Regions from separate parts of the Homo sapiens genome. Here regions 2, 3, 4, 5, 6 and 7 are each linked to region 1. A link is a loop called in an ENCODE intact Hi-C map of the cell type or tissue named here. Cell type or tissue: MCF 10A. All regions are shown on one strand.

Region 1 (4,000 bases):
AGATGGTCTCTCACTAGGTTGCCCTGGCTAGTTTCAAACTCCTGGCCTCAAGCAATCCTCCTGCCTCAGCCTCCCAAAGTGCTGGGATTACAGGTGTGAGAGCCACTATACCCATTTGAATTTTTAGAGCAATCAGAGAAGGGAGCCCAGGACACGGGCCTGTCGGTGGGGGTGGGGGCCCTGCTTTTGTAGAGAATAGGGTAGGGGGGTCTCTGGGGAATGGGGCTAGAGGTAGTGGTTGAAACAATGTGTGAGAGAGATTTCTTAGAGTGAGAGCTGGGTGTGGTGGTGGTGGGCATCCTGCAGAAAAGGAGAGGATGCCTCTAAATACTTGCAGGGAGACCATGTGTAAGAGTGTGGACTCGGCCGGGTTTGGTGGTTCACACCTATAATCCCAGCACTTCAAGAGGCCAAGGCGGGTGGATCACCTGAGGCCAGGAGTTTGAGACCAGCCTGGCCAAGATGGCGAAACCCCGTCTCTACTAAAAACACAAAAAATTAGCCAGGCGTGGTGGCCAGCGCCTGTAATTCCAGCTACTCGGGAGGCTGAGGCAGGAGAATTGCTTGAACCTGGGAGGCAGAGGTTGCAATGAGCTGAGACTGCGCCATTGCACTCCAGCCTGGGCAACAAGAGCAAAAATTCCATCACACACACACACACAAAAGAGTGTGGACTTATTTTGTCCGTACCTGCGGTATGATTTTTGGCTTAACACAAGGAAAATTTGCCCAAATCCAGAGCGATGCAGAGCTGGCCAAAATGATCTACAGGGAATTCAGCTTCAGATGGGCACTTGGGAGAGATAATCTTTTTGTTTTTGTTTATTATTATTATTATTTACTTTGAGACTGTGTTATGAGAGTGGCTAATTTTTGTATTTTTGGTAGACATGGAGTTTCACCATCTTGCCCAGGCTGGTCTCAAACTCCTGGGCCCAAATCATCCGCCAGCCTTGGCATCCCAAAGTGCTGGAATTAGAGGCGTAAGCCACAGCGCCCTGCCCTGGGGGAGATGGTCTTTCAACCTTGAGATTTTATTGTTATTGGGGTTCTAGCTTCAGTTCGAAACAAAGGAAAAAAGAATTTGCTTTGTGTCAAAACTAGCTTTTTAATGAAAATGTAAGTAACTAAATCCAGTTATTTGATACATTAATTGAACTCCGACGGTGCTGGGCACCGGGATGTGATGGTGAACAGCCGCAGGCAAAGCCACCTGTGGCCCTTATGGAATCTGGGGATGGATACTTCGGTTCCCGCCTGTATGTGCATATTTGCTTTTTATCCAGGAAGTGCAGTCTACCGTCATTTCCATATCTTCCTATTGGTCACTGGAGTGCAGCAAAAAGATCAGTGTTGACAAAAGGGACTGAATCAGTTCAGCAACACATCAGAGATGAAACATCTGGTCACCAGCATGTACGAAATTATTCGAAAGTTGAATAGATGAGTAACTGTCCCACTTTCTCAAGAGAACTTCCCTTTTCATCAAAAGAAAAACACATTCCACGTATTCAGCACTGATAGAAGCCGCAGTGATGAGGGTAGTGATGTGGGATATTCGGTACTGAGTAATTTACAGTACAGACGCTGCATTCGTCCTGCCCGGACACTGCCTCAAAGCCACATGTCTGCTCCAAAGGAGGCGGCATCAACAAAATCAAAGGCGTATGATGCAGCTCGTTAGTAATCCATCGAGTCCCTGTCTCAAAACATCTCACTCCTATTCCTATTCTATGCCTTTCCCCACTCAGAAAGTGCCAGGGATTTATTAACCTTTGTTATTCTTTCATCAAATATTTATACAGGGCTTCTGGGTGCAGACTTGGAACTGGGCACCAGGTGAATGGGGGTTGGGGGGAGGGCTAGACAGACAGGTCCAGGCCCCAGGAGGTAGGGGACGGTCAGGCAGGATTCTCTGAGTGAAAAGAATAGAGATCAAGGCAGCTATGGGAATGAGAAGGGAGGCTGACTCGGGAGGACTCGGAAAGCCTGTAGAATGGAAGGCAAGGGTGATGGAAGATGGGGGGATGGGCAGGCGTGAGGGGGAGGGGTATGGAGGTGGAGGCAAGGAGGGATGGGCCGTCGAAGAGCAGCAGTCCAAGGGAAGTCTCTTCTGGGCACCACCTTTGAAATAAATCTGTTCCAATGGTTTTGTTGTTGCTGTAAACTTTTTTTTTTTTTTTTTTTTTTTTTTGAGACGCAGTCTCCCTCTGCTGCCCAGGCTGGAGTGCAGTGATAGATCTTGGCCCATTGCAACATCCGCCTCCCCTGTTCAAGCGACTCTCATGCCTCAGGCTTCCAAATAGCTGGGATTACAGGTATGCGCCACCACGCCCAGCTAATTTTTGTATTTTCAGGCTGGTCTCAAACTCCTGACCTCAGGTGATCTGCTTGCCTCAGATCCCCAAAGTGCTGGGGTTACAGGCCCAGCTAATTTTTATATTTTCAGGCTGGTCTCAAACTCCTGATCTCAGGTGATCTGCTTGCCTCAGATCCCCAAAGTGCTGGGATTACAGGCCGGAACCATGGCGCTGGCCTGTTGTAAATTCTAATGCCACCTGCACTCTGGGGTCAAATTCCAGAGGGGAGTTGTCTGAATGGCCTGGTTTTGTCACACCCTCTAGAAGAGGGGACACATTAGCTGACACTATATAATGAGGAGCAGGCCATTCTCCAAGGAAAATCCATTCTGTTTCGGGGGGGAGGTTTGATAAAGGCCATGGAGGAAGAGGGAGGCACATCTACTTGTTTTTCGTTGTTGTTTGTTTTTTTATGAGATGGAGTCTTGCTCTGTCACCCAGGCTGGATTGCGTGGTGTGATCTAAAGTGCTGGGATTACAGGCCTGAGCCACCGCGCCCACGTGGCCCCATCTACTCGTAGAGGGGGATTGAAGGCGGGGGAAGAGGAGGTGGGGGATTTGTCCAGCAAAGGATGCAGCAAATGCCCAGCCCCAGGGAGGAGCCTGTCCTGGGGAGCGACAGCCTGAAGGCCTCCAAGTGGGGAGGGCGCTGGAGGAGGGGCCTGAGAGGCAGGCCTTGATGAATTGTTTGGATTTTTTTCTAAGTGCATTGGAAGCCACAGGAAGATTTTTTTTTTTTTTTTTTTTTGGATGGAGTCTCGCTCTGTCGCCCAGGCTGGAGTGCAATGCGCCATCTCGGCTCACTGCAACCTTCGCCTCCCGGTTTCAAGTGATTCTCCGGCCTCAGCCCCCCGAGCAGCTGGGAATACAGGTGCGTGCCACCACCCCCGAGTAATTTTTTGTATTTCTAGTAGAGACAGAGTTTCATTGTGTTAGCCAGGATGGTCTTGATCTCCTGACCTCGTGATCCGCCCACCTCAGCCTTCCAAAGTGCTGGGATTACACGCATGGTTACAGGCCAGCCATAGGAGGATCTTTAGAAGGAAAACAGCTGCCCCACGTGGTGGCTCGCACCTGCATTTCAGCACTTTGGAAGCTGGAGGTGGGAGCATTGCTTGGGCCCAGCGATGGGATGTGGGGGACGGGTGGGCGGAAGTAATAAAAAGAATAACATGATCTGATTTTCTCTTTTATTTATTTATTTTGAGACAGGGTCTCACACTATTGCCCAGAATGGAGTGCAGTGGCAGGATCTCAGCTCACTGCAACCTCCACCTCCCGGGTTCAAGACATTCTTCATGCTTCAGCTTCCCAAGTAGCTGGGACTACAGTCACACACACCACCATGCCCAGCTAATTTTTGTACTTTTAGTAGAGACAGAGTTTCTCCCTGTTGGCCAGGCTGGGCTCAAACTCCTGACCTCAGGTGATACACCTGCCTCAGCCTCCCAAAGTGCTGGGATTACAGGCGTGAGCCACCGTGCCTGGCCTGATTTTCTTTTTTTTTTTCTTTTTTTTTTCTTTTTTTTTTTGAGATGGAGTCTTGCTCTGTCACCCAAGCTGCAGTGCAGTGGCGTGATCTCGGCTCACTGCAAGCTCCGTCTCCCGGGTTCACGCCATTCTTCTGCCTCAGCCTCCCG
Region 2 (4,000 bases), 57 kb before region 1:
CATTATAGCTTTCACTATAATATGCTAGTTCTAAATAATATTTTAAAAATTATTGTTCTGAGTATTTCTAGATTTGTATGATTTGAGCCATGATTTAGAATTCTGTTTTTAAATTTCAATACACAAGAACTTCATAATTTATCTTTTTTGCTATTGACTTCTACTTAATCACATTTTGTTTAAAAAATGTGATGGATGTGATACTAATTTTTTGAAATTTGTTGAGATGTGCTTTATGACCTCAGATCTGATTAATTTTTGTAACCATTCCATGTGTCCTTAAGAAGAATGGGCCGGGCACAGTGGCTCATGATTATAATCCCAGGACTTTGGGAGGCCGAGACAGGCAGATCACGAGGTCAGGAGATCGAGACCATCCTGGCTAACATGGTGAAACCCCGTCTCTACTAAAAATACAAAAATTAGCCAGGCATGGTGGCGGGCATGTGTAATCCTAGCTACTCGGAAGGCTGAGGCAGGAGAATCACTGGAACACGGGAGGCGGAGGTTGCAGTGAGCCGAGATTGTGCCACGGCACTCCAGCCTGGGCGACAGAGCGAAACTCCATCTCAAAAAAAAAAAAAAAGAAGAATGGATATTCTCTAATGATTGCTTTTAGAGTTTTACATATGTTCATTACATCAAAGTAGTTAATCAAATTTTTCAAATATATTTATTTATTCTTTTTTTTTTTTTTTGAGATGGAGTCTTGCTCTTGTCATCCAGGCTGGAGTGCAATGGCATGATCTAAGCCTTCTGAGTAGCCAGGATTACAGGTGCCTGCCACTATACTCGGCTAATTTTTTTGTATTTTTAGTAGAGATGGGGTTTCACCTTATTGGCCAGGCTGGTCTTGAACTCCTGACCTCTGGTGATCCACCCGCCTCAGCCTCCCGAAGTGCTGGGATTACAGGCATGAGCCACTGTGCCCGGCCTATTTATTGATTCTTTTTTGCTGCTTGACCTACTGATTATTGAGAAAAAAAATTGGTGGATTTGTCCATTTCTATTACTTTTTTTTTTTTTTTTTAAGACAGATTCTCACTCTGTTGCCCAGGCTGGAGTGCAGTGGCACGATCTCGGCTCACCGCAGCCTCCACCTCCTGGTGAGGTGAAAGTTTGCCAGCTGGAACCTTCCAGCAATTCTCCTGCCTCAGCCTCCCAGGTAGCTGGGATTACAGGCATGCACCACCACACTTGGCTAATTTTTGCATTTTTAGTAGAGGTGGGGTTTCACCATGTTGGCCAGGCTGGTCTCGAACTCCTGACCTCAGGTGATCTGCCAGCCTCAGCCTCCCAAAGTGCTAGTATTACAGGTGTGAGCCACCGTGCCCGACCTCTATTACTTTTTTATGTATATGGTGTGAGACATTTTTATTAGGTGCATATACATTTAGAATTATTATGTCTTCTTGGTGACACGAAAATTTCATTTTCATATAGGAACCTTTTCTGTCTTAGAGTCCTTGTGTGTGTGTCATACTGATGTAGTTATGCCAGTTCTCTTTTGTTTAATATATTTTTGGTGTCTTTTCCCCACCTTTTGCTTTCAACTTTTCCATGTCCTTTTGCTTTAGATGGCTCCCTAACAGGGTTTATCCAAGGATGATAATGTCTGCTTTTTAACTCAATGAGTTTGACCCATTTATATTTTGGGGGACGATGAATACTGTGATACGTAAGTTTCCAACATCTCACTGTAGGGGATACTGGAAAGTATGAGCGTCAAGATCATGTATCTTTTCCAGGAATCAAAGCACGTAGTGTGGCAATTCAGATATGTTGGTTGCCTTGACTCTTCTTCAACAGAATTAACAGTTTTGGATCTTGAGAAAATGTTATTTTCTGGCTAAGTATAGGGGTAAAATGAAATCTTTGGGAAATTAGTGAATTCTCATGATTTCTCAAAGCTTTTCTTGGGTAACTCCAAGAGGCAGCCTGGTGGAGTGAAAGCATGGACTCCAGTGCCCCATTCTCTAGCTGCGTGATTTGGAGTAAATTCCTTATCTCAGTGACTCTGTGTCTCCATCTTGAAATTGAGAATAATCACACCGGCCTGAGATTTTTTTACCATGTGAATGGAAGCACGTGGCACATAGCAGGGACTGAATGAATGTGCCCATGTCCGCTCTCCCTCCTCTTTCTAGGGCTGCGGCCTTGGTGATGTCAAGAACATTTTGTAAATATTACAAGTAAGATAAGGCATTGTGACTATTACTCGTTAAAATCACTTTGTTTCCTGACTTAGGTGATTCACTGCAACCCAGAGAAAGTTTTGTGTTGTGTTCTGGCTGGCGAAACTTCTGCAAACAACGAATGCTTCTTTTCATCAGCCTATTCTGCGTTGGTTGGTAGGATGTCAGTCTATAACCACATCAATTTCAGGTAATAACAAGTGTGTGAGCTTTCTGAAGCTTTTTGTTTACTTATTTGTTTTAGGGTTGTTCAAGTGTGACTCATGTAGTAGCACTGCATTCTTGAGAATTCACAGAGATCGAAACACAGATATGAAACAGGGCCAGAAAGAATAAGGCGTTCCCAATATATGAGAGTAAAAAAAAAGCACAAGAAAGCGAAAGCATTCAATGTCTGCATCCTGTATAGATGAGAAACTTAGCAGTATCCTCTTTTCTTTTTGGACCAATCATATGCTGATAAAACAGGGTCTCGCTGCTTTCCCCCCATTTTTAACATCTTCAAACATTCTGAGAGCCTACGGGAATAGAGGCAAACAGGTTTGATGTGACTGGTCATTTGGCCAAAGGTATTTTACTCTGCGCTCAGCATTTTGTTTCGTTCATGCTCTCTAGCAGTTTGGAATCTAAAAAGGAAAGATTAGATAGAGGAAGTGTGAAAATGCATACGCAATGTGGGAAACCAGGCCATGAACTTGAGTTTTTAAATGCATGGTATAAGGCCGGGCTCAGTGGCTCACGCCTGTAATCCCAGTACTTTGGGAGGCCGAGGTGGGCGGATCACCTGAGGTCAGGAGTTCGAGACCAGCCTGTCCAACATGGTGAAACCCCGTCTCTACTAAAAATACAAAAATTAGCCGGGCATGGTGGCAGGCGCCTGTAATCCCAGCTACTCGTGAGGCTGAGACAGGAGAATCGCTTGAACCTGGGAGGCAGAGGTTGCAGTGAGCCGAGATCGTGCCATTGCACTCCAGCTTGGGGGACAAGAGCAAGACTTCGTCTCAAATAAATAAATAAATAAGTGCATGGTATGGTTTGGCTAAGTTGGAAACCATGGGATAATCTGGAATGGTTTATTAGAGAGGCTAATGGTGGGGAGGTAGGTACCCAGAACCTTGGGCTAGAGATGACTGACCCTTTCTGGCTGTGTGATCTTGGGCAAACTGCTTCACTTCTCTGTGCCTCAATGTCCTCCATCATGAAGAGAGAATATAGGGTGCCTTCATTGTAGGGTAGTTGTAAGGATGAAAGGAGTTGGTATATATAAAGTACCTATCTCAGTCTAGGGCTTCTCAGCCAGCATGCAGGGTATATGGGCTTCAAATGGATGAAAAAGGTGCTGATCCCAGGTACCTGGCTGTGAGCATCCTCATCTGCTTACCCCAGAGGAGTGTCTCCCCCAAAACATTGCATTTTCTTTTCTTTTCTTTTTTTTTTTTTTGAGACAGAGTTTCCCTCTTGTCTCCCAGGCTGGAGTGCAATGTACAATCTTGGCTCACTGCAACCTCCATCTCCCAGGTTCAAGTGATTCTCCTGCCTCAGCCTCCCAAGTAGCGGGGATTACAGGTGTCCACCACCATGCCTGGCTAATTTTTTGTATTTTTAGTAGAGATGGGGTTTTGCCATGTTGTCCAGGCTGGTCTCAAGCTCCTGACCTCAGGTGATCTACCTGCCTCAGCCTCCCAAAGTGCTAGGATTACAGGTGTGAGCCATCACGCCCAGCCAAACACTGCATTTTCTATGAAGGCCATGATATGACAGAGCTCGGAGGGCACTACCAGGCCCGATTCTCTGGGCCTGAGGGT
Region 3 (4,000 bases), 110 kb before region 1:
TGACACATGAAAATACTATGGTATCAAAGGGCCACGAGGAAACTACGAGGGTGATGGGTATGTTCACCGACTTGATGGTGGCAAATAGTTTTAGGGGTGAATTCATATGTCAAAAGTATCTACTCACCGTTAAGTGTTTATGTTTGTTTTATTCGATGTCTCAATAAAGCTGTCTATAAAAAACACTAAGGTATACAAGAATGCTAAAGCCTGTATTGCAGTTGCTAAAATGTGTCAAAATATAAACAGGTCTACCTGACACTGGGCTTTCTGTTGGGCATGGGGAGGGCCTGGGTTAGTAATTTATCTATAGGTCATGGGTGGCCTCAAGGATCTGAAAGGCCTCAGGTGAATTATTTTTATGGGGTCTGGCAATTAGTCTAGAGGTCCCCATTTTGTGCATTTAATTAACCCTTGAATGCAGGTGTCAGGGAGGAAAAACGTTGCCTCTACCCTCCTATGTTATATGATTAGGGGTCTGCGAATTAAACTACCAAAAGACAGGCCTGGCACAGTGGCTCACACCTGTAATCCTAGCATTTTGGGAGGCAGAGGTAGGAGGATCATTTGAGCCTAGGAGTTCGAGACCAGCCTGGGCAACATGGTAAGACCCCATCTCTACAAAATATACAAAAATTAGCCAGGTATGGTGGCACACGCCTGCAGTGCCAGCTACTCGGAAGACTGAGGTGGGAGGATAGCTTGAGCTTAAGAGGCGGAGGTTGCAATGAGCCAAGATAGAACCACTGCACTCTGTCTGGATGACAGAGCGAGACCCTGTCTCAAAAAAATGAAATAAAATAAAAGAGCAAAAAAAAAAAAAAAAAAAAACAGGTTAACAGGAGACAAAGCACACAATTTTTATAAACATTTACATGCATAAGAGTTTAAAAAAAAAAAGTGAAACTCAAAGAAGTGGTTAGGCTCAGGAATTTATACCATTTTAACAAAGAAAGGCAGGTTTGAGCTTGGAGAGACAACGGATCGTAGGAAAGTGACTAAGAAGCGTATGGGGACGAATGGGGAGTCAGGCGTTATTTCAGTAAGGGTCTCTTCATGTAGACTCATCTTGGAGCCAACCGCCTCTGGGGATGAGTGCTCTTCTCGTCCTCTGATGGGGGTGCAGGGACACCTTTACGGGGGAAATTGATGCCTGGCTTTCAGGCAGTGAAGGGGAGGGCAGAGAACTGTACTTGCTTGTCGATTCTCAAGTGCCTCCAGCTCAGAATAATCCTTAACGCCAAAGTGTGGTGGCACGCGCCTGCAGTCCCAGCTCCTTGGAAGGCTAAGGTGGGAGGATAGCTTGAGCTTAAAAGGTGGAGGTTGCAATGAGCATCCTATCTTTTAAAATTTTCTTTTAAATTCATTTTAATTTTTTAAATTAAAAATTTTTTTTATTTTTAATATTTATTATATAGAGATGGGATCTCACTGTGTTGCCCAGGCTGGTCTCGAACTCCTGGACTCAAGTGATCTGCCCACCTCAGCTTCTCAAAGTGCTGAGAGCCACTGCACCCGGCCTGGGGATGGCGTATTCTGAGTCCCTTCTCAGGGAAAACCATCAGCAAGTGAACATCACAGAGGGCTCTGTGTCTCTACTCCCCCCTCCCCCCGCCACCCCTGCCATTTTATTGGACTTGACTGTGGGACAAGGAGGTGTGGGAACCTGGGCCAGTCTGCCTTGAGGGTGACTGAGCTGGCACCCCTCTAGGGTTCGGCATTTTGCATATCTCCTCTTCCACGCCCTGGAGTCTCCATCCTCCTCCCTCTCTCTTGCCCTGGGCACCCGCACCTCCCCACAGATCATCTGCATTTCTGACTTCCTCCCTCTGTTCTCCTCCTGAGACTGGGTGCCAGGATCAGCTTTTGCATCTTTTAAAACCATATGCAGTATTTTCCCTCAAAGTTTGTTTCTCTAACGGGTTCACAGTTTTTCTGATTTACTGACTACACACTTTTATGAACACCGATCATTTATTTTTTCCAATACAAAATATTTTCTTCTGCTTAATATTTTCCATATAATATCTCCCTACTTTGAAAAACTTTTAAATAACCTCTTAAAAAAAAAAAGGAGTATGACTCAGAAGCCTTAAAAGCTGTGGCCACCAGCTGAGATCCTAAAATGACCCAACTGTGGAGCAGGGATAGAGTGAAATAAAATAAACCCCTTTCCAAGAAGCTCAGCCCTGGAGAAGAACATTTGTGAACAGAACTGTGGGCCTGTTGCCATTCTCCACCCTTCTGTTTGGGTTGGCCCCCATCCTACACGGTCATCTTCTCTCCTAACCAAAACAATGGCTGAGCTCATGGAGATTTTTACATTTTTCCTAAAAAGAAGTTTTATATCTCAATTAATATTTAAAATTCCAAGTTAGAAGGTACCTTTGGAAAAGTACATTCTTAGGTCAGAAACCCTGTCCTCTGAACACCACTTAAAATAACTCAACAGCCTGCACGAATCTGAGAATTCCAAGGTCATAGGTTTTTTTTAGCCTTGTTTGTAAGAACAACAAGACCAGCTCACACATGTCCAAGCGTATTACTCACAGTTAAAAGTAATAGTAAGATTTAATTGGTTTTCTTTTTTCTTCTGTGGTGTGTGTCTATTCATCAGCCTCTTGCCGCTCTAAGTTTTTCCTCCCTCCCTTAACCCACATCCTCAAGAAGAATTGAAGAATTTTCCAGTTATGCAATTTTGCCTGCAACTTTGCCTAGTGCTAGTCTGGAGTGGAGGAGGGGGTGGGGGATCTTCAGGTTCTGTTCCATTTCCTTAGCTCCCCCGACTCCGTAATTTGAAATCATGAACATTTTCGAACATACCAGAAACAGAGCAAATAGAACAATGAGCCCATCTTCCAACTCTAACAATCGTTACCATTTTTCAATGTTGTTTTGTTTAGTCTCCACGCTCCAGCCTCTTTCGTTTTGAAGTATTTTAAGCAAACCCTAGAAATAACATAATTTCACCCATAAATGCTTCAGTGTGTACCTACCACAGAGAATGTCTTGCCCCCAGTGTAATGCAATACTGCGATGAAGCTAATGCAATGAACAAAAACCCTTTAATAAGAACTGCTCCAGCCAGAGTGGACCCCAGGCAAGCATCTGGAGGCTGGCTCAGGGCCGTTGCTGGTCAGCAGAGTTGGTGGTCGGGGAGAAGTGGATGGGGACAGGAGAGTGGGGACAAGCTGGACTTCGTTGATACCTGTGTGTGTGTCTGTCATGCATCAAGTCTAAGAACTTTGGAGAGTCACGGCTGATGCTTCACGCAGCCTCCCGAATCCCACGACAGTGCCTCTTTGGGCCACCTCTTCACCCAGAACTCCACAGAGAAAGGGATGTGGAGGAATCTAGCTCCAGCTTCACCACAATGACGTGGTCCAAGCCACCACCACCCTTTCAGGCCCTGTCTGCTTTCCCATTTCCCTGCTTTCTCAATCATGGATTTTTACTGTTGGTTTGTACAGATTCGGAAACAAACAAAACACCAAGGTTGCCGCTGACTGTTCCGTCTCTTTTAATCTGCCACACTTCCTGCTCCATCTTTTCCCATGACATTGTTTCTTGATGTACCTGGGCCGTTTGCCCTGCAGAAATTCCCCATATCCGAATCTGGCCAGTTCTATGCTCCTGGTATAATGGTGGTTGGCTCTCGAGGCTTGATAAGGTTCAAGGTTTTGTTTTTGCTGTTTTGTTTTGTTAGCTTTTTGTTTTGTTTGTTTTGAGACAGGGTCTCGCTCTATTGCCCAGGCTGAAGTGCAGTGGCATGGTCTTAGCTCACTACAACCTCTGCCTCCTGGGGTCAGGTGGTCCTCCCGCCTAAGCTACCTGAGTAGCTGAGATTACAGGATTGCGCCAACATGCCCAGTTCATTTTTGTAGTTTTTTTTAGAGACGGGGTTTCACCATGTTGGCCAGGCTGCTCTCCAGCTCTTCAGCTCAAGTGATCAGCCCTCCTTGGCTTCCCAAAGTGCTGGGACCACTGCGCCCAGCCTGAG
Region 4 (4,000 bases), 140 kb before region 1:
TTGAAAAATCCATAATGTTTACATGGTCTAGATAAATTGTTATTGTTTATTTATATTCCAATTTCCTAAGAACTGATAGTAAAACTATCCTTACATGAACATGAAGAAAATTTCCAACACTCCAATATTATTTGTATCTACCTGTACTATCTCCAAGCTTTCCAGTTGAAAAATATAAAATCTGTGTTACTATTGGCCTCTGTCCCTTATTCCTGGACCTGGGCGTTAGCCTAGAGTCGCTCTGAAGTTAATGATTAAAATCTTTGAGTGGACATTCTCCACCGTTTCTTGGAAGCATTCTTGAGTTACCCGTTAGTTTCCAGTCTTAAACAGAGAAATACAGATACCACCTATTGGTAATGGTTTTTAGATCATGAATCTCCTTGTGGGATTACTTTGGAACATCTCCCCGCTCTTTATCGGCAGGCCGGATGGTGAAGGTCACTTCATCCTTTATCAGATTGTTATTCAACCACAATCCTTCTTTCAAGGATTCAGAAATACACAGGTTTCTACTAAAAGAAACGTCCATATCTTTAACCAATGCCTGTTTCTAGCACATTTCTCTAAGCGTAATTCTTTTTATCATCCAGATTCTTATGATTCATTCAAAAGAAATTTAGAGCCAAATCTGGCTTTTAAGCAAATATTTCTAACAAACTGACCTATTTTAGTATCACTCACCATAAGGTTATTTCAGGATGGTGAATGACAATATGCCAATGAACAGCAGAGGCTACCTTTTTTGATTCCTAAACAACCAGATTTTGTGAGACTACGTTTTTCTTCAGTGATTCATAATCAGTTTTGCAATTTGAAAGCAGTTTATGAGTCATTCAGTTTATGAATTTGTTGTCACTTCCTTAGAAAAGGGCTCCCTTTCCTTATAGCTTTTCAAGTTTAATTCAGTCGCCTGAAAGCTTTCATTTAACCTCAGTTTTTTCTGCTCCATGAAGAAAAACGATGTTATATATCCATTTTACTGTTACTATCAGGTAAGAAGGCCTAGGGACTAGTGACATCAATTCCACGAGCCATCAGTGTCCTGGGCTTTTAATTCACAGAAGAATGGATAGTTGTAATGAAAAAAAAATCTTATAAAAATACCAGTCCTGTTTTCTAAGTTTTAAATACAGATTCTCTGTTTTTAGTTATCTTGTTTCTGCTTCCCAATGCAATAAACTCTAGCCACCTGCAGGACTGCTGGATATTCTGATCTCTCCCTAGGATGAAAGAGCCACTTTAACTGGAAATCTTTACAACAAAACACCCTCAACTATTCAAGGAAGAAATTCGGTAGACTTCCATGCACGAGGCCTTTGAGAAGAGAAAATAGGCCCTCGTTCAGGCCCAGACAGATCATTGACAGCGTTTTTGGATTCCTTTTTTGATCAGGAAATTAGATCAACATCCTTATAGGGAAAGGTTCATTTGGGGCACAGGTGGGGCTCTTTAGTTAAAGTGTCTACTTCTCAGTCCATATTAGGCAACAGGAACTGCCTGAAAGGCACTTATTTTTCATTCTGTGTCATTCAACCATAAATGACTCAGTTCTGATATTATTTACCAAGCTCCTGTTGAACTCATAGGAGAGGCAGCTGTGCAGCACTCGTAATGCTAATCTTAATATAGTCTCAGCAGGGTATGCAGTCAGTGAGAAGTAAGACGGGTCATTTTTCCTTAAGATCATATTAATTAACTAGCTGACTCATCTCCCAGGAACTGGATTGAGTCCTCAAAATGCTTCATTTCTAAAATCATGGAGGCTTAATCTAAGTAATTTTACTGTCATCTGGTAAAGCTTATTAAAGCTTAAGGGTTTTTTTTAAAAGGCACACTTGAAAACTTAGAGGATTAGAGAAACTAAGGTAATTTTAGTAGCAGCAATGAGTATTTCATTTTTAACATTTAAACATTAATCTGGCATTCTGAAAGGCCTGAGATCTTATTGCTTCTTAAAATAGGCTTTGTTTTTTAGAGCAGTTTTAGGTTCACAGCAAAATTGAATGGAGAGTTCCCATATACTCCCTGCCCACGCAGGCACAGACTCCCCACTGCCAGTGTGCTGTACCGTAGTGATAAATTTGCTGCAATTGATTAACTCGCATTGGCACATCAGTATCACCCGAAGTCCACAGTTTACATTAGAGTTCACTCTTGGTGTTGTACATTCTATGGATTTTGACAAATGGATAAAAACACTTATCTACCATTATAGTATCATACAGAATAGTTTCACCGTCTTAAAAATCCTCTGTGCTTACCCACTCAGATCTTATTTTTAGTTTCAAAGTTAATGATCTAAATATGAGAACTGAAATCTGCAAATTTAAAAAAGCACAAGAACCCAAGTGTTTAACTTAAAATCAATGGTTCTTAAAAATCATTAATATAATGTAAAAATACTAAATATTAAATTTCAACATTAATCTTGAGATTTAATTAATTCAAAACATATGTCTGAAATGTACCTTTGCAGTAGCCATGAAAAAAATGTGTTACCTAAGTAAATAGTTTAAGTGTCTGAGAAACTTTTGGCCAAGGGACTGCAGTCACTATTGCTAATTCCCTGCTATCTGGAACTTAGCTACAATTAAGCAAATAAACAACAACAACAAAGGACAGAAAAATCTCTGAAAAATCCCCCCAAATTAGGAAAATAAGCAACACAGTTCTTTTCTTTTCTTTTTTTTTTTTTTTTTTTTGAGATGGAGTCTCTCTCTGTCACCCAGGCCGGAGTGCAGTGGCATGGTCTTGGCTCACTGAAACCTCCACCTCCTGGGTTGAAGCAATTCTCCTGCCTCGGCCTCCAGAGTAGCTGGGATTACAGGCATGTGCCACCATGCCTGGCTAATTTTTTTGGTATTTTTAGTACAGACAGGGTTTCACCATATTGGCCAGGCTGGTCTCGAACTCCTGACCTTGTGATCCACCAGCCTCAGCCTCCTAAAGTGCTAGGATTACAGGCATGAGCCACTGCACCCGGCCCAGCAACACATTTCTAAATAATTCATGAGTCAAAGAAGAAATTACAATGGAAATTAGAAAATATTTGAACTGAATGAAAATGAAAACACAATTTATCTAAATTTGTGACATGCAGCTAAAGTGGTGCTTAGAGGAAAGTTTATAGCAGCATTAAATACATATATTGGAAAAAAAGAAAGGTCTAAAATTAATGATCTAATCTCCTACCTTAAGAGACTAAAAAAAGAAGAGCAAATTAAACCAAATATAAGCATAAATAAAGATAAGAGTGAAAACTAATGAAAGAGAAGATGATAAAACAATAGAGAAAAATCAGTAAAATCAATAGCTAGTACTTTGAAAAGATTAATAAAAGTTATACCCCCTAGCCAGACTGATCAAGAAAAAAAAAAAGAGGAAAAACACAAATTACCAAAATCAGGAATGAAAGGCCATCACCATAGATCCTACAGACATAAACAGATTATAAGGGGATATTTTGAATAAATTGATGCCAATAAATTTCAAAATTTAAAGGAAATAGAAAATTTCTTTGAAAGATAAAAATTACTAAAACTGATTTGAGAAGAAATAGAAAATCTTAGTAGCCTTATATCTATTAAGGAAATTATTATTAGTTACTATTATTATTTTGAGACAGATTCTCACTCTGTCACCCAGGCTGGAGTGCAGTGGCATGATCTCAGCTCACTGCAACCTCTGCCTCCTGGGTTCAAGCGATTCTCCTGCCTCAGCCTCCCAGGTAGCTGGAATTACAGGTGCCTGCTACCATGCCTGGCTAATTTTTGTATTTTTAGTAGAGACGGGGTTTTGCCATGTTGCCCATGCTGGTCTCAAACTCATGGCCTCAAGTGATCCCCCGCCTCGGCTTCCCAAAGTGCTGGGATTACAGGCATGAGCCACCACGCCCGGCCTATTAAAGAAATTAAATTTGTAATTTAAAAACTTCTGACTAAAAAGATACCAGGCCCAGATGGCTTCAATGGAGAATTTTATCAAATATTTAAGAAAG
Region 5 (4,000 bases), 210 kb before region 1:
AGCCTTTGTTTCTGTCTATACATAATATAAATGTATATTATGCACTTAAACTATTTTATAGATAAGTGTGCAATAAAAAAATACAACCAAGAGAGGAATTACATTTCCTAGAGGGTGTTTGCTTAGTGTGCTACATTGCATTTTGGGAACATTCATATTTCTGTTCATGGATGTTTCCAAAACGCATGCATGTACACACACACACACACACACACACACTCAACATATAAAATAAACTCTAGGTGATTCTTTTCATTTTTTTGAGACGGAGTCTCACTCTGTCCCCAGGTTGGAGTGCAGTGGCGCCATCTCAGCTCACTGCAACCTCCGCCTCCCGGGTTCAAGCGATTGTCCTGCCTCAGCCTCCCTAGTAGCTGGGACTACAGGTGGGTGCCACCACGCCCGGCTAATTTTTGTATTTTTAGTAGAGACGGGGTTTCACCATGTTGGCCAGGATGGTCTTGATCTCTTGACCTCATGATCCGCCCGCCTCGGCCTCCCAAAGTGCTGGGATTACAGGCTTGAGCCACCGCGCCTGGTGAACTCTGGATGATTCTAAAACACACATGCTGATAAGAGCCTAGATTCACCCATGAGGAGTACCACAACCCCAAAGAGATTTCCATGGACTTTTCACTTTTCAACCTTAGTGGCCATTTGAAAAGTAGCACAGAAAATATATTTCTTGGCAACATTTCATTTTTCCTTTTTCTGTTTTTTTGTCTTTTTTGTTTTGTTTTGTTTTTTATTTGTTTTTTGAGACAGAGTTTTGCTCTTGTTGCCCAGGCTGGAGTGCAATGGCGTGATTTGGGCTCACCGCAACCTCCGCCTCCTAGATTCAAGCGATTCTCCTGCCTCAGCCTCCCGAGTAGCTGGGATTATAGGCATGCACCACCACGTCGGCTAATTTTGTGCTTTTAGTAGAGACGGGGTTTCTCTGTGTTGGTCAGACTGGTCTTGAACTCCCGGCCTCAAGTGATCTCCCTGTCTTGGCTTCCCAAAGTACTGAAATTATAGGCGTGAGCCACCATGCCCAGCCCATTTTTCCATTAGTTAATTAGGGGTACTGCTCTCCCTTCCTAGTTTTTCCCCAAAAAGGATACTTCGCCTGTGGAAGTCTGAGCAGGTTGGTTTTAATTTCCCAGTCTATTATTTTAAGTGTTAGGGCCAGGGCTTCACTGCTTTTTCTTAGTATGAGTTTTAGACAGGCTGTTCGCGTAGTTGTTTATTTTTAACTGAGCTACCTTTCATTTACCAAATGCTCTCTTAACATTAAATGCTATTGGTGGTTATTATGTTTCTAATTCTATCCCATCTTTAAAATGTGTAACTGTTGTAAATTTTTTAGTCTTGTGGATACATTAATTAATTAATTTTTATTTATTTGTTTATTTTGAGATGGAGTTTCGCTCTTGTTGCCCAGGCTGGAGTGCAATGGCGCAATCTCAGCTCACTGCAACCTCCACCTCCCAGGTTCAAGCGATTCACCTGCCTAAGCATCCCAAGTAGCTGGGATTACAGGCATCCACCACCATGCCCAGCTAATTTTTAGTATTTTCAGTAGAGACGGGGTTTCACCATGTTGGCCAGGTTGGTTTTGAACTCCTGACCTCAGGTGATGCACCTGCCTCGCCCTCCCAAAGTACTGGGATTACAGGTGTGAGCCACCGCGCCTGGCCAAGTCTTATGGATACATTAATTTAGATACATAATCTAGATGTTTACAAGACAATTTTTCAAATTTCTTTTAGACGCTAGCCTGACTTTATTTTCAAATTATTTAAACATTTAAGCATTTTCTCCTAAGTAAATGCTGTATTTCCTATTAGCTGGCCAGTAGGGTGTGCTCTAGTCCCTTGCCAAATTAATTAATTAATTAATTTAAAATGTTAATATAAACTCTTCATTGAGAGATTTCAGAAATATATTTCACTTCTTATTGACACTGGTCACATATGAGATATGTTTATATAGATGCAGGTATATGCAGATGCAGGGTATAAGGAAAGTAACACTGCTATATTAAAAAAAGAAAACTTTGAGATGCTTACTCCTTGGCTTAGTTCTAAAATAATTTGGTATTATTTTACCAAGTTGATGCTTTGGAGCAGGTATTTTCTTTTATTCTCGATAAAGAAGAACAAGAAAAGTGGTGTAGGAATGAAAGGCATACGCTCTGGACTCAGGGTTTCGGTTTGAACACCGGCTGTTCCACTTCGGGCAAATCACTTAACCTCTTGAGGCCTTGTAATATGGGGATAAGAGTGGTTCCTATTGGACAGATAATTGAGATAGTACATGTAAAAGAGCTTATAATATTGTCTAGCACAATCAGGGTTCAATAAATGTTAGATTTTTTATTATTATTATTTGAGACCAAGGCTTGCTGTGTTACCCCAGCTGGAGTGCAATGGCGTGATCTTGGCTCACTGCAGCCTCCGCATCCTGGGTTCAAGTGATTCTTGTGCCTCAGCCTCCTGAGTAGCTGGGACTACAGGCGTGTGCTACCATGCCTGGCTAATTTTTGTATTTTTAGTAGAGACAGGTTTTCGCCATGTTGGCCAGGCTGGTCTTGAACTCCTGGCCTCAAGTGATCTGCCCGCCTTGGCCTCCTAAAGTGTTGGGATGACAGGCGTGAGCAACCGCGCCTGGCCTGTTTTTATTATTGTTATTCTCGTTGTTGTGGTCACATATTCTTTGGGAGATTTTTGAACATCTGTGATTGCAAGATTGAAAAATTCTTGATTGCTTGATAGTATACATGATTTAATTAGTCCAGAAGGCTGTTTCCTTAAATCCCAGGGGGCATAAATGACTTATAAGATAAAATGTCTTAATTGACTCTGCAGTATTCTACTTAAGAGACTATAAAACCTTAAGACAAAGAAAGGGCTGTGTATTAGTTGATAGCACCAGCAATCCATAGGGGAGATATGCTAAGGGCACAGAGAATCTTCTTAGCATTCCTGAAGGCAAGCTCACAAGTAACCGTAAGTCTGTGAGCAGTTACTTCTAAGCCCATAGTCATAAACATCCATAGACATGTTTCCTTTAAAAAACACATTTAGCCTATACATAAATCTATTTAACATAAAGTCCTTGCAGAACCTTTTGATAGGAACAGCTTTACAATTTTCTCTGGAATGTATAAGGACAACAGATATACTCAATGACTTGATGCAGTAATGTTGTAAAAGCTGAATGAATGCCAACACTTCTTGGGATTTCTAACTGCTCATTCATACATGTATTCATTTATCCATCAATAAATGTCTATTGAGGCTGGGCAGGGTGGCTCACGCCTGTAATCCCAGGACTTTGGGAGGCCGAGGCAGGTGGATCACCTGAGGTAAGGAGTTCAAGACCAGCCTGACCAACATGGCGAAACCCCATCTCTGCTAAAAATACAAAGTTAGCTGGGAATGGTGGTGGGCGCCTGTAATCCCAGCTACTCGGGAGACTGAGGCAGGAGAATCACTTGAACCCGGGAGGCGGAGGTTGCAGTGAGCTGAGATCGCGCCACTGCACTCTAACCTGGGCAACAAGAGCAAAACTCCATCTAAAAAAAAATTACATATATATATATGGCTCCTCCTATGTGACAGTCCTATGCTAGTATCCAGCAGCATGCAGGAGTTTCCATCACTGTCTTTAGTGAGCTTGCAGTGCAGTGGGAGCTATAGGTAAGAACACAGGAAGCTGTGATGTCATGCTGTGATAGGAGCCTGTGGGGTGCTATGGGGGTACGTAGGATAGACACCAACCGCGAGAATTGAAAGGTGATTCAGAGTGGACAGGGGGACAACAAAGGAAGAAGGATGTTCTTAGGAGGGTAAAGAGCAAATGTTCAGAATGTGACATGTCCGAGGAAGCCAAATTCACTGTAAATGAAGGTAAGGAATGAGGCTGGAGAGGTTAACTAGAGGCCAGATTTTACTTGACTGCGGAAGTGTTAAGAAGTTTGGACTTCCTGCTAAAAGTAGAGTAGTCATTAACAAGG
Region 6 (4,000 bases), 220 kb before region 1:
TGCTCAATTTTCAGTCTATCAGGACTCATTTCTCCAGCTTGAGTTTATTATTCTGAATATATATTACTCTACGATAGTAACTAATTGGTTAACCTGCAGCTATGGTCTATGGTTATACCACAAGTTTATATATAGGTATGTAATGTATGCATATATAAAAAGCTTCCCCATCCTCCCCTCCCCACCATCACATCTTTAAATTATAGACTTGTAAGACTTTTTTCCAACACTAACAAAGTCAGGGTTTCTCAGCATAACAGCATCTCACAACTGCTCTAAACCTTCCACATGAAGACAGAGAGTTCAACTATTTTATTTTGCAATCTAAGGGATTTTTCTCTGCACTTCAATCAAACTGGAAAATTGAGAACCATTTGCTCCTATGTAACCTCTGCTGAACCATGACCCCAAGGTCTAAGGAGAAACCACATAGGATAAATGTTTACGCTTCACGTGGCCACCCAGATCCATTTTTGTTTTTGAGTCTGGCTTTTCTGTGGCTGAAGATATACCGCAGTCAGCAGGTAATGGCTGGATTTGGGCGCCTCCATTTGTTTCTTCTGCTTCCCTAAAAAATTTTTCATATTTGTCCAGGTATGGTGGTCGTTCAGGTAGTAGGTAATAATGTGTTGAACTAACCTTCTTCCCATTTTCAATAATGGGCAGAATGCAAGGAACCTTACTGGCAGATCCTTCGCTGTTCTGTCTTTGCAGTGCTTTGCTGCTGACATACTTGGGATCAGGGGCAAAGCTCTGTGTCGGGGGCATGACCCCATTGAGGTAAGACGGAAGGCTTTTGGGACTCGGTGTGCGCGAGTTACTCGGTGACAAAGGTTCTCTTGGCGGTACTTTGGGAGGCCTGTCTTCATCACTATAGGTGCTCGAAGTAACTTCTGCTGACCATCTTCTATAATCTGGCTTTACTGGTCTAGGAGGTATGGGAACTCTGGGGGGAACCTCAGGTTTGTCTTCATCGGAGTTAGGAGAAGCTCTGTGTATACAACAGTTGGATATCCTTATGGCTGGCTTGTTAAAGGAGCCAGCTGGTCCCGAATGAGACCTTCTTAATCTTCGGTGGGTCTGAGGTGGAGGAGGATTTGGATCTGGGACACCTCCATTTTGGTCAGACACATAGCTGAGATCTGCTGCAGAAACAGCTGGGGTATCAAAATATGCATAGTTGATTTGTCCACACCCACGGAAGCTTCGCCTGCCAGGAACATCATATTTGAAATCAGAAAGTGTAGAGTCTTCTAAAAGGAAGTCTGTATCTGAGCTAGTTAGGAATTCCACCTCACAGTCTGTGTCATCCAGAGAGAGGGCTTCAGAGATTGGCAACGGTGGAAGAGGCCTAGAACCCCGTTCACAAAGAGGGGCACAGGGGAAAAGGGAAGGGGAGTTTTTTATGGGTGTCAGTGGAGGGGTGGAAGCACAAACCCCATTCACTGTGAGTTTCTTAAAACCACATACAACTTGATCCTCTTCATGTGGTCCCAAGTTTTCACTTGGGGGAATAAGAAGAGGGGGCAAGCTGGACTTTTGAGATGGACCATTTTCTGCAAAGCAGTGGCCATTCATCGGAGCAGATTTGGAAGCATGCCCTGGAATGAACGAGAGATATTAATAAAAGATCAACAATCCTCTCTCCACCTGTGTGAGGGAGAGAGCACCCCAGCTACCTATGCTTCCACAGCTTTCTTCCTGAGTGAAACACTTGACTGCTGTCACCCCGAGAACACCCATGCAACCACCACAGGTGTAATTAGAGAGCAGAAGATTCTTAACGCACATGGTGTGGTTCAAAGAACAAACTATCTCCTCTATCTCCCTTGGACATGTGCACAGCGCACACCCACACATCACAGGCAAGTTTTGTGACGTGTGTAAAATTCGCGGAAGATGAATAGCATATAATTTACATGAATACCATACTGTACCAGCCTTGCCATTTAAGACATGCGACCATACTAGGCACGTAGGGTACCAATGAGATAAGACAAAGTCCTTATTGCTGGCACATCATAATATTGTGAGTGAATGGACTTGCCTGCAATGTGTTCAGTTCACACACAGCTCTTGACAAAGATCCAAGGAACAGAATATTCACATTAAAAATACTATTTTTTAAGTTTTGAGGAACATTTATACTATTTTCATCTATTACTGTCAAACATGCATTCGATACTAGTAAGAAAGGTGGGAAATCTCGCCTAAGGTTTCATGAAGTAAAGTATGCATCAGAGCTGGAATGAGAACTAATTCTTGATTTTAGAAGATCCCACGTCCATGAACAGTCCTACTTAGCAATCAGTGACTCAGAATGAAGGCAGTCGAGTACAATAGCTTGAGAAAAACACAGTTATCTTCTGAATCTGTTGCCACTAGGGGTCAGGCTGTTGTTGGAAATAGTTCAGGTTTCCTCATTTAAAAAATAATGCTGGAGGACAAGCTAACCCGAATCCAGACTGTTCTTCTCAAATGCTTACTGTGATCAGATTTTCAGAATACATACCAAGTGGTATTAGGCGCTCCTGAGCAGAAGAGTTCAGACTGTAGGCCATGGTTATCGGGTCAATATTTAAAAAGTTGCTGAAAGGAGAGGAAGCTACTTTGGTCATAAGCGAAGAGCAATCACAGCCTCTCCCATTTTAGTGTCACATATTTATCCAGATTACAGCAGCATTACATCCTCTACTTACTTTTTAAACTCACTGCGACTGCTCCAGTAGGTCTTCCTCATATTCCCCATGGCTCGGCCATTATGTAGAAATCCAGTTTTTAATGGGACTCTGATCTCCTGAGCAGCAACTCCTGCTATTGACATTGTGCCTTATTCTGGGACATCTCCAAACCTGTGAGGCCCAGGCACTTTAAAATCAACCAGTAGCTTTCATTCCCTGGGAGGTAGAAGAGATGAGAGAATAAAGAAAACAATTCAGAAATACCTCCATTAGGACAGTCTAAATTACAGCAAAGCTAACAGAGGATTTGGGGGATGCTGAATAGAAAAAATTAGTTGTAGACTTTCACTTAATTCTCACAGCTCGTGAGGGTACTTATATGTAAACACTAAAAATGATTTTTTGTGTAAATGCTAATCCAAAAGACATGAAATGTTTTAGTGAAATGAGAAATAATCTATTGCCAGCAAAAGCAGACCTCCTACTGCACAGCCTGAGAGTTGCACAACAAATCACACTCACTTGGCAATGCACACAGACCCTCCCCTGACTTATTAAACCAGCCTTCTAAGTTACGGCTGCACTGGGCATGAAGCACCAGTGGATCCTGCTTATTTTTCCCAAGCTAAAAAAGTAATTTCAGAAGCCACTGTATTTTATGCTGTAGAACTAATACTCACTAAAACACAATGCTGAAACTAAGCAAGAGTTTCTACAGTATTGGCACCTGACTACCCCAGGGTCTAGCATTTATCTGGATTTTGTATTTCAGGGTTGGCCATGGGGAGACAAATTCTCCAGTTACTACTTGTTCAAGGAACAAACAGTAATATATGAAGATACTAATTTCCATTATCCTGTAAAAATCAAGTTCTGCAAGATTACTGGCTTCAGTAAAAGCCTGGGACAGCTTCCTCCCTCCCTTTTAAAGACAAGTTAAAGGTACATTCTTTACATCCTCCTTTGTGAAACACCCAGTAACTCATATCTTGCTTAGCTGCAAGGCATGGATAACAAAATAAGTACATTTTTCTTAAATTAGTAGTTCCTCAACTTCAGGACCGCCAATCCCCTTTGTCAGATGTTACAGGTCTGGAGTCCCTATAGCCCCCTTTTCACTTTCCTTTTTTATTATTCGTTATGTGTTAGTCAGCATCAATCTCTGCTGTCTTCAGATAGCCAAGTTTATTTATAAGTTTAGGTTTTTTTCCTTAGGCACCAGGATATTATTTGTCAACTATTGTGTAACACTGACCCCTTTTGGGGGCACGTACATATACACTCTTTAACACGATCTCATTCTCTCACTAAATATTAGT
Region 7 (4,000 bases), 75 kb after region 1:
CATTGAGTGTTCGTTTTGTTTTGTGCACTTTTCTGCATCATATTTCATAATATAAAAGTTTAATAATCCATGATGTTAAGATCAAAGATTAAAATAATTTGAAATGTTCATGCTTTTATTAGTTGCATAATGAGTAGTTAAGTGTTTAGAAAGTTCTGGTTAGTCGATTCAGAATTTTAATAAATTGAACAAACAGATAAAACACAAAAGCCACTCGAACTTTAAAGATCCCGGCCACATATTGTCTGGCAGTTGCTTCTTTCCAGACCCAAGCAGATGTTGGCTGGGACTTCTCTATGGATGTTGGGTGTTGACTGTTCTCACAGGTGAACTGTAAATAGAAGCAGAGGGGGGGCTCTCAGGCATGGGGCAGCAGGCTGAGCCTCAGAGGACCTTGGGCTTCTCTAGTGGCTGCCTCTGCCTGGTTCCTGGAGCTGTCCCGATAAGGTTGCCAAGTGGAGCAAATCAGAATACAGAATGCCAAATGTTGCCTGGAACATGCTGAGCATAAAAATTACTCTCTGTTTATCTGAAATTCAAATTTAACTGGGTATTTGTATTTTATTTGGCAACTGTGTGACCCAATGAGGCTTTACCCAGCCCACGAACAGGGAGGCTGCAGCTGCCTGGGTGCCAACCATGCCTGGATTCTACCACCTTAGTTCTAGAACCTCGGCGGCCCAACACCCTTTGGCTCCAGCATTGCCCAACGTCTAGACCCTGGGTTCATGCTCTGGCTCAGCTCAGAGGGCAACCATGACCCTGTAGGTTCTAATTCCCCCTTGCCCCAGTTCTTCCAGAAGACCTAAAGTCCAGGGTTTGCTTCCACAAGTACGTTATGAGAAGGACATACGTTTGGAAATCAGAATTCATTTTCCTGCAGAAATGGTTCAATGGAGTTTCACCGGCATGCCCAGGGCAGCCCAGGACAATCTGTTTTATCCCACAGTGTGCCCGTGTGTGCCCGGGTAAATCGCGCAACTTCAACCGATCCTACTCCACGTACAGTAAATAAGCATGTGGGTGTCAGTGCTCGGCCTCTGCCAGGTGTTGCAGGAGGTGCCAAAAAAGAATTGGATGGCCCTGTCCTCTGGAGTTTGCAATGTGTTGTCATTACAGGACTGTAATTTTGTGACTTTCTTCATATGGACACAAAATGTCTGGATTCTAACTCAGAGTTTCAGGGTGGCTGCTGGGCTCCCATCAGGAGGAGGCGTGGCAATAGGAATAGCGTGTGTGTGTGTGTGTGCACATATCTGAGAGTATGAGAGTGTGTGTGTGTGCACATGTGTGCATGTATGTGCACATATCTGAGAGCATGTGTGCACATATGTGTGCATGCTTGTGTGTGTGTATGAGTCTAGATCATGTCAGAGCCACAGAGGCTATCTGAAGAGAGGGAAGCAATATTGACTGCAGGTCGCTAATAATTCATTAACTCCAGATAACATAAGAGAATGCACTTCGTGTTTTTTTGTTTTTTTTTTTTCACAAGATCTCTTGCCCAGGCTGGAGTGCAGTGGCACAGTCTCAGCTCACTGCAGCTTCGACTTCCCCGGCTCAGGTGATCTTCCCACCTCAGCCCCCTAAGTAGCTGGAACTACCTACAGGTGCACGCCACCACGCCTGGCTAATTCTTTGTATTTTTAGCAGAGAAAGGCTTTCACTGTGTTGCCCAGGCTGGTCTTGAACTCCTAGGCTTGAGCCATCTGTCTGACTCAGTCTCCCCAAGTGCTGGGATTCCAGGTGTGAGCCACCATGCCCGGCCGAGAATGCACCTTTCTCTATGTTTGCACAGCACACACTTTGTACACACAGGTACACACGCACACCCATGTCTGTCACTGCTCAGATCTGAATTGGGAGCCACAAGCTGTCCACGTTGTAAGTCAGGGAATGGGATGGGCAGGGGTGGTAGAGACAATGGGACGGCACAGTCCCTTGAGGAGGCTGAGGACTGAGAACATGACCAAGGGGATTCGGATGCCATCTCTGAATCCCACCTCCCGCCCGCACCAGAGGACGGTAGATGCTGTATAAATAATCGCTGCACGAATGGAGGAATGACCACAAGGCCTGGGAGGCTCTCCCGCTCCAACCTTGCCTGTGTCATGACCCCACTCCATCCAAGTCTCAGGCTTCTGGATAGAAAAGAAATGGTGGAGATAATGCCCATTCCTGAAGCTATGATGACTACATGAGGTTAAAATACGGAAACACCTTAACACAGTGACTAGCACGAGATCTGTTATCACAAATAACGTTATTCATAAAAATTCACTTGGCTTCATGCTTTGCAGAAAAAGTGTGTTCACAAAGTAGAAAGAAAAATCCAGCCTTAGAACCAAGAATCTTTACAAGGTCAGGAAAAGCTTCTCCCTTTCCCCACCTCCTGCTCCGAGGTTTTCCTGCTGCCTCCCGGGAAAGGTGGGACTCTTCCACCACCTTGTGGACACCCAGGGATGGCAGGTGAGCAGGCTTCCACCGCCTCACACCAGCTCTCCTCTGCACTGTTGGAGCCTATTATTCTGGGTCCGACTGGGTCTCTCTAGGCTCACACTGTGCATGTCCTGTCTCCATCCTCTGTTCCTTTCTGGGCTGGGGCAGTGGATGGGGCTCCTGTGTCCTCCTGGCTGCCTGCCGGTCCCCGTGTACGTGGCAGGGCTGCAGCAGTCCCCTGTTTTCCTTAGATCCTGGCGTGGAGTTGGTGTGGCTCCTGCTTCCCTGGGGCCCTGGCTGGCCCCGTAGACCCCTCCAGGTCTCTCTGCCAAAGTCCCCCCACCCAGCCACCTGGCCCAACTGTCCTTCCCACAGTGAGGCTGAGGGTCCCCCCACCCCACGTCATGTCCCAGCCCCACGGGGCCATTGCAGCTTCAGCTCTGCATCCAGGCACTGAATGGGAGCCACAAGAGCCTCACAGGGCAAATTAGAGCCCCCACTGTTCTGATCCCCCAGCCGGGCTGCGGCCGCTGTGTTGGTGTACGGGGGCTCTGCCCAGAGCAAACTCTGCCACGACAGGGCTGAGGCGCAGGGAGAAAGGAGCTGGGATGCACCCCAAGCACCTTCCTCCCCCTCACTCTCCCTCCTCCCTCTGCCATCCTTCCCCCACACCCAGGACCGGAAGGGCGAGCGTCTCTTGTCTTTCCTGCATGTTCTGTCAGCCCCTTCCACTCTGGCCCCCAGTCTAGACCTATTGTCGAGACAGGAGAAATCTTGTCTGCCCCCAGGGAGAAACACTGCTCTCTGCCCTGAACTTGGAGGGGCTAAAAAGCAAAAGCTCTAGCCTTAGAAGGTTCTCACTTTGGAAGTTTAAAAAAGGTCAAAGGAATTTTCAAAATCCCTTTCTTTCTCAACAATGCTTAGATTTCAAACCTCTTCTCTTGTTGCAAAATCCCGTTGTGAACATCAGAACCTCGAGATGATCTTTAAGTTTTCTCAGCATTCCCCATCTTCTCTCCCCTCTGCAAGCAGCTAAAAGTTACAGAAGCAGTTGAAGCCAGCAACTCCCCACCCCCATCTCCTCCTCTCCTGGGGACAGGGGCCCCATCTCTCAGCCCTGTTGTGGGTTGGGTGTGGCCGGTGTGGCTGTGTGGCAGGGTCCTAGCCAATGGGATTCGAGTGGAACGTGGGCCTCCTGCACACCTGGCCCCGTGGGCAGGCACCACCTGGGCTCCTCCCTCAGTGCACCAGGGCAGAGCAAGATGGAGGCAACCGGGATCCCTGAATGGCTTCACAGAGGTCCCCACCCATCAGGCACACTTCTGCCAACCTCATGTGGAAGTAAGCTTCTATTGCATTAAGTCCCTGAGGTGCTGAAGCTCATCAGTTGATGGCAGGCCACTTGCATGCAAAATAGAAAAGGACATCGGTATTTTTTTCAAGCTGTTACCCTGTTATAGAGATAAAAGAAGCCAGAACCAGCCCCCTCCAGTGGCTCCTTCTCTTCAGCCTGGGCAGGATCTGTTGAAATTCCCATGGTGTCCTCTGGGGCCCTCTGCCC

Evidence for each region. Peaks named below come from ENCODE experiments on the same cell type or tissue, not always from the same donor. Only the 100,000 strongest peaks of a DNase experiment are listed, where the experiment ranks them.
Region 2: it touches region 1 in a loop (10-fold over the local background); 4 of 110 quality-filtered maps call a loop at or near these places.
Region 3: it touches region 1 in a loop (6-fold over the local background); 4 of 110 quality-filtered maps call a loop at or near these places.
Region 4: it touches region 1 in a loop (4-fold over the local background); 4 of 110 quality-filtered maps call a loop at or near these places.
Region 5: it touches region 1 in a loop (14-fold over the local background); 46 of 110 quality-filtered maps call a loop at or near these places.
Region 6: a loop joins it to region 1, with 8 times the contacts of the local background. A loop is called at or near these places in 14 of 110 quality-filtered maps.
Region 7: it touches region 1 in a loop (9-fold over the local background); 11 of 110 quality-filtered maps call a loop at or near these places.

The regions. Positions count from the first base shown.
Region 1 is chr1:8,236,893-8,240,892 of GRCh38, forward strand. It overlaps LOC105376695 (a long non-coding RNA gene), which reads left to right and starts at 3,066. Exons shown (of 3, transcript XR_946937.3): 1 at 3,066-3,231. RefSeq lists enhancers at 2,603-3,159, 3,160-3,715. In MCF 10A, a CTCF peak has its summit at 2,223 (motif pointing left); a DNase peak (open chromatin) is centred at 2,259.
Region 2 is chr1:8,180,124-8,184,123 of GRCh38, forward strand. No RefSeq gene overlaps it. Among named protein-coding and RNA genes, the nearest start is that of LINC01714, 27 kb to the right of the region's middle. In MCF 10A, no CTCF peak of the experiment used is centred here; a DNase peak (open chromatin) is centred at 2,378.
Region 3 is chr1:8,131,656-8,135,655 of GRCh38, forward strand. The region is part of intron 2 of LOC107984915 (a long non-coding RNA gene); the gene reads right to left. Among named protein-coding and RNA genes, the nearest start is that of LINC01714, 75 kb to the right of the region's middle. In MCF 10A, no CTCF peak of the experiment used is centred here; DNase peaks (open chromatin) are centred at 1,746, 2,216 and 2,546.
Region 4 is chr1:8,096,035-8,100,034 of GRCh38, forward strand. All of the region lies in intron 2 of ERRFI1-DT (ERRFI1 divergent transcript), which reads left to right. Among named protein-coding and RNA genes, the nearest start is that of ERRFI1-DT, 72 kb to the left of the region's middle. RefSeq lists enhancers at 647-1,846, 1,212-1,261. In MCF 10A, no CTCF peak of the experiment used is centred here; DNase peaks (open chromatin) are centred at 787 and 1,557.
Region 5 is chr1:8,029,547-8,033,546 of GRCh38, forward strand. All of the region lies in intron 2 of ERRFI1-DT (ERRFI1 divergent transcript), which reads left to right. Among named protein-coding and RNA genes, the nearest start is that of ERRFI1-DT, 5.1 kb to the left of the region's middle. In MCF 10A, a CTCF peak has its summit at 1,836; a DNase peak (open chromatin) is centred at 1,855.
Region 6 is chr1:8,012,796-8,016,795 of GRCh38, forward strand. ERRFI1 (ERBB receptor feedback inhibitor 1) reads right to left here. Exons shown (of 4, transcript NM_018948.4): 2 at 2,700-2,897; 3 at 2,513-2,589; 4 at 1-1,601. The coding sequence starts at 2,824. The coding sequence ends at 415. Among named protein-coding and RNA genes, the nearest start is that of ERRFI1, 12 kb to the right of the region's middle. In MCF 10A, a CTCF peak has its summit at 2,369 (motif pointing right); DNase peaks (open chromatin) are centred at 2,386 and 3,216.
Region 7 is chr1:8,312,036-8,316,035 of GRCh38, forward strand. No RefSeq gene overlaps it. Among named protein-coding and RNA genes, the nearest start is that of SLC45A1, 4.1 kb to the right of the region's middle. RefSeq lists silencers at 2,340-2,389, 2,430-2,479. In MCF 10A, CTCF peaks have their summits at 2,451 (motif pointing left) and 3,993; a DNase peak (open chromatin) is centred at 2,426.